Linked DNA regions of Homo sapiens: all the other regions are linked to region 1. A link is a loop called in an ENCODE intact Hi-C map of the cell type or tissue named here. Cell type or tissue: heart left ventricle. All regions are shown on one strand.

What was found. Peaks named below come from ENCODE experiments on the same cell type or tissue, not always from the same donor. Only the 100,000 strongest peaks of a DNase experiment are listed, where the experiment ranks them.
Region 2: a loop joins it to region 1, with 6 times the contacts of the local background. A loop is called at or near these places in 10 of 110 quality-filtered maps.
Region 3: a loop joins it to region 1, with 2.5 times the contacts of the local background. A loop is called at or near these places in 3 of 110 quality-filtered maps.
Region 4: it touches region 1 in a loop (2.3-fold over the local background); 3 of 110 quality-filtered maps call a loop at or near these places.

Annotation. Positions count from the first base shown.
Region 1 is chr13:21,675,877-21,678,376 of GRCh38, reverse strand. The region is part of intron 1 of FGF9 (fibroblast growth factor 9); the gene reads right to left. Among named protein-coding and RNA genes, the nearest start is that of FGF9, 6.1 kb to the right of the region's middle. In heart left ventricle, a CTCF peak has its summit at 1,521 (motif pointing left); no DNase peak of the experiment used is centred here; H3K4me3 peaks cover 533 bases; H3K27ac peaks cover 524 bases; H3K27me3 peaks cover 2,297 bases.
Region 2 is chr13:21,735,842-21,738,341 of GRCh38, reverse strand. No RefSeq gene overlaps it. Among named protein-coding and RNA genes, the nearest start is that of FGF9, 66 kb to the right of the region's middle. In heart left ventricle, no CTCF peak of the experiment used is centred here; no DNase peak of the experiment used is centred here; H3K4me3 peaks cover 498 bases; H3K27ac peaks cover 1,297 bases.
Region 3 is chr13:22,423,852-22,426,351 of GRCh38, reverse strand. No RefSeq gene overlaps it. Among named protein-coding and RNA genes, the nearest start is that of LINC00540, 210 kb to the right of the region's middle. In heart left ventricle, no CTCF peak of the experiment used is centred here; no DNase peak of the experiment used is centred here; H3K27ac peaks cover 745 bases.
Region 4 is chr13:22,194,023-22,196,522 of GRCh38, reverse strand. No RefSeq gene overlaps it. Among named protein-coding and RNA genes, the nearest start is that of LINC00540, 15 kb to the left of the region's middle. In heart left ventricle, no CTCF peak of the experiment used is centred here; no DNase peak of the experiment used is centred here.

The DNA of each region.
Region 1 (2,500 bases):
GCAACTGGACTCCAAAACCTATTTCCTTAACTATTATGCACATCTTACATTTGGTTTTACCTTTTTTAATGTTTCTGTGATTTCTGTACCATTTTCATATAGCTGAGTTCTGAAAGTATTACTATATAATTTAGAAATGAAGATATCAAGATATCTATCTCGTTTCTTTTTCTGGCATTGACAAGACAGCTGTAATTCATATTCGTTCACTTTTTCATTCAAGAAGCTATTATTGAGGGTTTATTATAAGCCAAGCACCATACCATTTATTGAGTATATAAAGATGAACCGGATATAGCCTAGGTCCTATTACCCTCAAATTTTTGCTCACCATCTGTTGGGAAGAAGAACACGTAAACAGATAAATATAACAACAGTGTGGCAAATGCAGTTGAGAGGGAGCTGTTCAGGGTATGGGCAGTCCAAAGATGGGCAGCTCATCTGGGTTTCTGAAGGCAAGTCAGAGGCTTCCCAAGAAAATAAATACCTGAGATAAGTCTCCAAAAAGCTATCCAAGCGAGAAGGAACTACCTACAGACCCCAGGTGGAAAAGATTTCATCACCTCAAACCACCACCCATTTCTCCGCAGTTCCTTAAAAATAGAGACGTCAAAATAACAGCCCAGCTTTTTATGTGGTCACCTCAGTGATGCAAGGACAAGCAGACCAACTGAACGTAGGAGTCACAGTCATTCTCCCCCATGCAAAGAATTCCACTGTTGTAAGGTCAGGAAGATCTAGCAACCCCGCAACAGGATCCCACCCCAACCAGACCAGAAACCTCATCATTCCTGGTACCCTCTTGTCCACAATAAATTCTATAACCTCAACCAGGTCCATTCAGCTCTCTCTGGGGTGGAGCTGGTGCCAGGCAAGTGCTTCCAACTACACTCCCTGAGTACAACCCACTCCACATGTTATCTGCTCACATGACTGGGCAGCAGAGGGGGCTGGATCAATAACAGCCAGGAGAAGCCTTCTGTGCAGAGACATCTGAATGTTTAATGATCAAGGAGAGAGAAAGGGAAAGAAGGAAAGAGCAAAGAAAAGAAGGAAGGAAGAGGGGAGGAGGAAGGGAGGGAATGATGAGTTTGTGCCTAAAATTAGAACTGTGGCACACACATGTGTACCATGGCAGCCTGTCGCTCATTTTGGGCAGACACAGCCTTGACATCCTTAGCTCAGACGGCCCACAGTAATGGGTAGTGATAGGGTGACATGGGAAGCACAGGGTCGATGACTGCTGTCATTTCTTTGTTCTCTTCCACAGCAGTCAACAGTTCCAAATGAGGATATGCTCATTGGGACCCCATTGGATTTGATGAGGTGTGAGATCATCCATGGTCCATGAGAGACCAGGTCAATGCCTGGACTATTTCAGGAAAATCACCACACCGGACCTTCCTCATTGCCCCAGACTCACTATTAGTGACTATCCCCAGAGCTGATGGGCTGCCCCAGTTCTGTTCACATGGACCATTATCCCAAAGCTGGCACCGCCCCCTAGAGCCCATCTGTGCTGGGCCTCACCTCCAAGGCCAGGCAAGGCAGTGGGAGAGGAAGGCAGTCAGAGCTGCTCCACTCTGGCCCTCATGACATGGTTCTCTGGCTTAAGAGCCCCCAACGCATTACAGAACCGCACTCTTCAGACCACACAAATGTAGGCAGACTGTCGAGAGGGGCAGGGCATGAGGCTGCAGAAAATTAATGATTAAGCCTCTTCCCTGCAGAGCTTCCTGCTCACCCAGAGAAGCTCGAACCAGGGCTGCCAGATCAACCATCTCAGATCCTGCACCGGGGTAAGTTCGGATCTGTAGCAACCTGAGCACATCTCATAGAGTTTATATAGGAAATGACTAACTGAATGGGAGTTATAACTCCACTAATTTTTCCAGAACCTGAAGCAATCCTAAAACCATCTCCTTAAACACCCAGTGTTTTCCTGAGACATTGAAGAGTCAGATACATAGAACAGAATTAAAGTTCAAAACCCTGGAAATAAGTTTTAAACACCTGTTTAAAAAAATCATACTATCATATTTCTCCCCTCTAGTAAAACCTTCACCTGACCCAATTTGAATGGAAGCCCCAGTTTGGGTGCTCATCTGAGGTCCTGATGAAGACCGGCCTTTCAGAGCTACCTAACCCCAGCCAAAAAGGGAACAGACTTAGGTTTCCTAAACAAGTTAAATAGCAGATCAGGCCCAGCGTTCATGTTTTTATTATTTTACATTACTATTTCCCCAAATGATTTTCTGCTCACATTTCTATCCATCTAGCAAGGCTGGAGTGCTTTAAAAGTGAGCTCTATATATAGGCATATAGATATACAGATGAAACAAGACATCTCGCTCCCCCAGCCTACTGCACAGAGATACAATTGCGAGTTCCTTTTCTCCTTGTTCAATCTTATCTCCACACCACCAATCCGAGGGGGAAAAAAAAAAAAAAAGGCTCCTTCAAGGTCCCACCTAAGTTGTCACCTCTGCAGCTCCTGCTG
Region 2 (2,500 bases), 60 kb before region 1:
AAGCACACTTCTCATTGCTCACATGCAATTTTCAGTGTTCAAATTTTCAGGAAATTTTGAAGCCCATGGTTAAGCCAGGGGTAGTTTGACATCAGTCATGATGACAGCATTTACACTATGGAAATGAGCAAATCTTACACATCAGCCCTCTCCCATCCCATCATTTCCACCTCCTGGACAGCTGCAGTTGAGACTCAACTGTCCTCACCCCTTCTCCTCCTATTTCTGGGACCCCTTGTGGAGAATATAGGACACCAGCCCACATTATCATGGACTTGGGTAAATGCTGTGCTAAATCTTGGGTTAGATTTGGAGCTTGATGCTGTGAACAGCAGAGGGATTGGAATATGGGGGTCCTAGCTTCCTGCTCACCTACTATCAGCCATACAGGTATGGGGGAAGGTCAGCTCTATAGCTACAGATGGTGAATAAGACATGGCTGGGGCCGGGTGCGGTGGCTCATGCCTGTAATCCCAACACTGTAGGCTGAGGTGGGTGGATCACCTGAGGTCAGTAGTCTGAGACCAGCCTGGCCAACGTGGTGAAACCCCATCTCTACTAAAAATACAAACATTAGCTGGGCACGGTGGCAGGTGCCTGTAATCCCAGCTACTGAGGAGGCTGAGGCAGAAGAATCACTTGAACCCAGGAGGTGGAGGTTGCAGTGAACCAAGATCGCACCACTGCACTCCAGCCTGGGTGACAAAAGCAAAACTCCGTCTCAAAAAAAATAAAATAAAAGACATGGCCGGGACATGACAGCCCAAGAGGAAACTGAGGCAAGGCAGGAAGGAGTGCCTGGAGCCCAGGTGTCCACTGGCTTCCAGCACACAGCTACACATCTTAGACATGGAATGGGATAGCTCCATGCTTTGGTTTCCTAGTTTATAAAATGAGGATCCTAATAGCGGCTCACAGATTGTCAGGACTAAGGCTGTAATGCGAGGAACATTATGACAGAGTGGGTTCCTGCCGCAGTCACTGCCCATCCATTTTGTCACTTGACGTTCCCAACATCCTCACAAAAGAAGCAGGAGAAAGGAGCAGGGACTCATCTGAGTCGTCTCCTCCTTTTCCTCTTCTCTGAAAATCCCAGTCATTTTTATCCCATGACTAGATTGGGCTTCCAAAAGCTCTCAGCCAGGAGTTCCCAAACCTGATCAGTCATTGGAATCCTCTGGAAACTCCTCAGAACACAGATTCAGGCTCACCAGATAAGAATACCTTGGCGGGGCCCAGGAATGTGCATTTTTAAAGCTCCCTGGGAAATTGCTGCTGACCTGGAGTGGGGAAGCCCCCGCCCCACAGCGTGCAGGCTCCAGGTGCAAGTCACCAGGACACTCAAGGTGGTCGGTGTCTGGAGATCTCAGATAGGGATAATCCCTTTATTTAGAGGGGGTTTTTAAAATCTTGAAATCAGGAGATCTTTGCAATAAACAATGTGCGTGCCTCCTTGCAAAGTAATGTAAACCAATAACAGGCTCCAATAACGCTATTTTTAAAAGGCTTTAAATAACTTTTCCGATGCAAAACAACCCACTTAACCAGACTTAGTTCATTTTATGGCCAGTTCTAAAGCTGAACCACTAGTGTTCCGAGATCATCACTGAACCAAACGGAGCCATTTCATGTCACCACCACACAGGCAACTTGCTCTGTGACATTAAACCAATAGATTCCACATAGGTGCAGGCCAGAAAGAGTACTATTTGCGGGGCTCCCTTCACTCCCTCAGTGGCGGGCACTGCCCTAATAGAATTCCCAGTGTTCTTGACTGTGCCTGTTTCATGCACCAAAAGGAAAAAAAAAAAAGTTCTTCATCTGAGCCTCTGGCTCCTGGCAAACCTGGAGATAAGTTCAGCTGATGTGTTTTTCCCGATAAGTTAGTGTTACAGGCTTCACAATGGTGACCTCAAATCCACATTGCGATGGACAGCAGTGCAGCCAACGCACCAAGCTCGATAGCCCACTGCCTGCCTTTTAATTAAAATTCCAAGTTGGTGTTTTTGTTTTCAAAGGAAGGATGGAGCCCATCAAGGTCACTCAGTGCAGCCAGGCGCTGCTGGGAAGAATGCCTCGCTGCATATTTACACTTCAGCAGCTCCTGGGAGGGCAGCACGCTGCCGCAGGAAGGATTTCTAACAACTTTCAGAATGGTTTCCAGATATAAATAGCCGCTATGGCATGATATATTCTAGCAAGAAAGACTGGAACAAAAGTAGGTTATTGACTGGCAGAAGCCTGCCTGCCAGTGGGCACTGGAGCCTCCGGGACTGGGCTCTTTCCAGCTATATTTAGCATCCACATTAATGTACTGCCTGCCGAACAATGCCCTCTAGAAGAGCCACATAAATCAGAGGAGGAAAGATTACTCAAATTTATGAAGCAATCACGGGAGAAACCCCTGGGCACAATCACTGTGATAAATACCTTGTTAAGCCCCCTGCCCATCCCCACCTTATGCTTCCTGTTAACACGAGGGGTCCATTACTGAGCGCTG
Region 3 (2,500 bases), 750 kb before region 1:
AAACCTTTATTTAGAAAAAAAAATGACATAAAAGCTTTTTTGCTTGTTGGGAAACAGAAGGGTTAGGAAAATGTTAGGCTGTGACTTGCTCCTTGAGTGAACGTGGTTCTCATTAACTCACAGGAATCAGAAAGTAAAGAACACCAGAGGCTAGGAACTCTACAGTGAAAATGCTGAATATCTGATGAAATGTGTCTTACAAATAAAATCTCAGACTCTTTTCAGAGCTCTTAATACACTCTCAAGGGTGAAATGTGTTTGTTTTTAGCAAAGTAGATTAGCTTACATCTTGTGATGGGAAAAGTCTGTGTAATGCTCGTGTCCTTTAGCTCTCATTTCGGAGCAGTTCGTTCGGGTTGTATCTTTTGGCCATAGTTGTGGATCTCAATTTTCTACCCTGTCTGGGTGTTAAATCGTTTTCTGTCTGCTGTCAAGCTGTCTCTTTTAGTTCCCATACCCTCCTCCTCTTTTTGTAAGGTACTTACTTATTTCTAAGGTCAGGTGGAATTCAACTTTAGTTTTCTTTCTTTATCATGCACTTCAAAATCTAGCATTGCTTCATATATCTGACTGCCAAATATGGCCAGTTTTAACCAGAATATAAATTACTGGACTCTAAACATTTGTACAAATTTTGTACAAACCACATGTTCAGTGGGACTGGCTCTTTTAGAGCCCAAAGAAGGTGGAATAGGCATTTGAGCAACAGACAGGTTTTGAACAATAACTATTCCCAGTAGTTGAATGATGTGGAGAACAAGCCAACATGAACCACCACCATTGTCTGTACCATCTTTTACGATACTTCTATGCTTTCAAAAACCCGGAGTGAGGTACCATTCCCAAGCCAGCAGGCCACCTCCATCAACCCTCCTGGATTGATTCCCCCACTAAGCCGGGGCGACCAGGCCTTCTTTTATTCTTTCTCATGGCAAATAGTCCAACAGATGTTTCCTAGAGGGCTGTAGTGGCAGGGAGATTGATTTCTTGGCTTTCTGGGGTGTTAATATAGTATCTTGAAAATTATGTCATGTGGATTACAGTCCTTACTCTTGTCTAAAAGAAACTTTACACGTGTTTGGAAGAGGATACATGTCTATATGGAATTACTTTGGCAATGGCCTTTATTTCGGCTTCCAAATCAAGGAGGGCAACTTCAAATACCAAAAGACAGCTTCAGCATGATTCAGAACCCAAGTGCAAGATCTCCATCACAAAGCAATGTTATGCAGCTCATCACAGATATGTACTATAATGAATTCTGGCAGGCACACTATTATTGTCTCCTGATGAAAAGTATGACAGTTTATCAAGACTATTTTGAATTCTAATCCTGTTCTCCAACCAGCTTGCCTAGCTTCCACATGTTGGTAATAATAGCTAACACTGATATAGCAATTTATTCTATACCAGGCACACTTAAAAACAGTTTACATATATCAATTAATTTAATTTATTTCTCACAACCACCCTATGATGTAAATATTATTATGACTTCGCGTTAAAGATGGGGAACTGATACACAGAGGAGTTAAGTAACTTGCCCCATATCCAATAGCTAGTGAGTGCTAGAATCAGGATTTGAACCCATTAGTCTCAGTATGAGATGTAACTACTTCATTCCCTTCTTCAGCCCCATTCAAAATTGGTAAGTCATTAATGTAAAATCTTTAAAAAACAAACAGTTTCAGAATGAATTCCAACAAAACAGTCTTGATTTTTACTTCATTCACTCATGGTTATTAAGCAGTGAAGTCAAATTAAGATTTTTTTGCTAAGGCAATCTATGGGGGAAATGTTACAGAGTGGGACTCTGAGGAGCACAAGCCCAGAGCCAGAGAGGCCATTTGGGGGGCTATTGCAATGGAGATAAGAGTTGTAAGGGCCTGGAGCTGGGCAACAGGACTGTAGTGGTAAAATTCGTATTACGGTCAGGAGTTACAACCAGCATTTGGTGCTTCATCTCTGCTTCACCACTTATCAGCATGGTGTTCCTGGGAAAGCTTCTCAGCTTCTTTGTGCCTCAATGTCTTTATCTGTGAAATGGTAATAAAAGTCATATCTGGCTCATAGAATAATTTTGAGAATTAAATGAATTAACATATATAGAACACTTAGAACAGTGGCTGGCATGTTGTAGTCACTCTGTGACTGAATATAATTACTACTACTATTATTAAGTACATATGGGCATGAAAGATAAAAACAGGCAAAATTGCTCCCAATTTCTAACTTGAGTGACTCTGGAAATAATGGCATCATTGACTGAAAATAAGAATAGATTAAAAAAAAGAGGCAGGAGAAAACATTAACCATATAGTAGAAAAGATGCCTTATTGATGGAACAAGATCCTAAAAGAAACCAGGGAGAAAAGGGTCAAGAGGAGGAGAGCTTGGTCTTGAGATGACAAGGGCTAAATGAGATAATAATGGATGCAGCTGTAACTACCTTCGCTTCAGAGAAAGGGGAGCTTGGGAATTGTTCGTGTCGTCAGGCCTC
Region 4 (2,500 bases), 520 kb before region 1:
TTTTCTGTCCCTGTCTCAGTCTCTCTTTTTTGTTTCTCTTGGTGTGTATGCGCACGTGCACATATGTTTGGATGAAGAAGTACATAGTCTGGCCTGGGCAACTCCTCCAATCCAAGGAAGCAAGACTGATGAGTCCTCATATTTTTTTCTCTTTTGCTTGAATCTGTTCATCCAAGAAACCTGGAGACTTTAGGCCTGGTGGTGGATCTCCTCTTTGGAGAGACCTGGCCACCTCTTTTGCCTTTTACAGTGTTCTCTTCTCTGATATGGCTAAGTCAGGTGGACCTAGGAAGCAACATCCTGTTTTCCCAAATCCTTCCCCCTACCGAGAAGAGTCTTTGTATGTACATATGCATGTATTTATTTATTTATTTTAGTGACAGGGTCTCACTTTGTAACCCAGGCTGGAGTGCAATGGCGTGATTGACCTGAGTGGCCATGAGCTACCGTGTCCAGCCACCAACCGAGAAGAGTCTTGATAAATTGCAGCCATTTCCTTTTTCTGATTTGGATCAAACCGTCTTGCTCACTGATCTCCTCTGGCTTTCTCATGGGCAGATCTACTCTCATTTTTCTGGGCAGTGGACTGGAAAGATGGGGACAAGGCCAGCTCATGGGTGACTGTAGGCAGACTAGCACCTGTGCACTGTTAGTGTTCATTCGGAAGGACTGCTGAATATCATTCTCCATGGAATTTCACCTAGCCTACTAGAGTTTGTAACCTAGGGGCTAAAGGCACTGTTAGTATGAAAAGTTAAATTATTTTGCTTTTTTCTCTGTACAGGGACCTGGTTTGATGAGGTAAATTATCAAGGGGAATGTTCAGTATTTCAGGATTCTCTTGCCAAATACAACCAAAATATTACACTTACATTTTCATCTTTATAAGCATTTGATTCAGGATGTTTGCACTCTATATTGTTAAGAATCCATCATTCTTGATCAAGTAATTAACACTAAAGAAGATGAACTAAAAGTGGTAGTATATAAAGTAAGTTAAAATTGCAAATCAGGACAAGAAAGTTTTCACAGACAAGATGATGTGGAAACAAAAAAGCAATACCTCAAGTGTCAGAACCTGATTGTGTAGAATTAGGGCTGAGTCTTTTAATTGGCAGCCAACGAATAAGAGTAGGTAATATACAAGATGAGGAACTGTCAATGACAAACCAGTCTGTGACTGAAAACTGAATTTGTGGCTAGCAAGAGTTTTAAAGAAAAAATGCAAAAAGCATAAAAGAGTTACATAAAATCGATAACTATCCCAGAGGCAATGGAAAAACTAAGCATATAATATACTGGATAGGGTAAAGATAATTTGACAGTTGAAGGCCAACTAGAAGGAGAAACAGAAGACATCTAAATGCATCAAAATATGCAACATACCTGACATCGCAGAGCAAATCCCACAAGCCTGTATTGACAGGCTTGATTTGCACAAAGCAAGCATGGCCAAAGTTTATTTTAATTTTCTTTGTTAAAAAATTGCCCTTCCTCCTTATCTTTGGCTTACATAGCGTGAAAATATTTGTTAAAGGTTGAGGATTTTAAAAAGACTAACCTACTGCCAATTGTAAGAACTTGTGTGGAAAATGCCTCTTAATAGGTGGGGGAAAAACGGTCATGGGACCAATATTTTAATACAGTTATTATTAAAAGAAACAACTTATTATAAACAAATGCTCACAGCTGTGTGCCTCACAGAATTTCTTTTGAAAACATGGGTTTGCAATTGGAGAGACCAGGAGAGGGACCCTGTGGAAGGAAGGCTGCTCATCGTCCTGGGATCTGGTCCTCCCCCAGGCTCTGTTGTCCCCGTCCCCGCGCTACATGATTGGGAAGAAAATATGACCCTGTAGAGCAGCCACTTGACTTGTGCTCTGTCATCCACTCCTCCTCCAAATGCCAACAAGGCCATGTGCCAACTGTCTTAGCTCAGGCAAACGATTTTGACTCTCCAAGCCTCCAGATGGCTCCTTCTTTTGACAGCTGCCTTTGATTTTTATTTGCACATTTTCCTCTTGTTCATGCTTATTTCTACCTGTAGCTGCAGTTCCCCAAGTCGAAGTCAATCCATTCACTGTGGTCCCTTGCTCAAAGCAATAGGCTCAGGAGTGAGCAAATGACCAAGTTGAATCTCATGCATTCTGTTGCTGCTGACAACAAAGATGTTTTCTCTTCCTCACTGGACACGAAGCTTGGGGTGAGTCAGGTTTTGCCCTGGAAAAGCTGCCTCAAGGGAACAGAGCCACTGCAGGAGAAGCAAGGCCGAGAGCAGGAGAGAAGCCAGGTCACAGCAATTTCATCTGCGCTGCAGCTGAAGTTGGAACTGCCACTGGACCTAGATTCTGTTATAGGAGCCAGCACATTTTCTGTTTTTGTTTAAGCCAGTATGGATTGGTTTTCTGTCACTTGCAACACAGAATCCTGGTTCAAGTCTATTGGGAAAATTACATAACATAAGCCTAGATAACACTTAGTATAGTACCTGTGCCTAAGC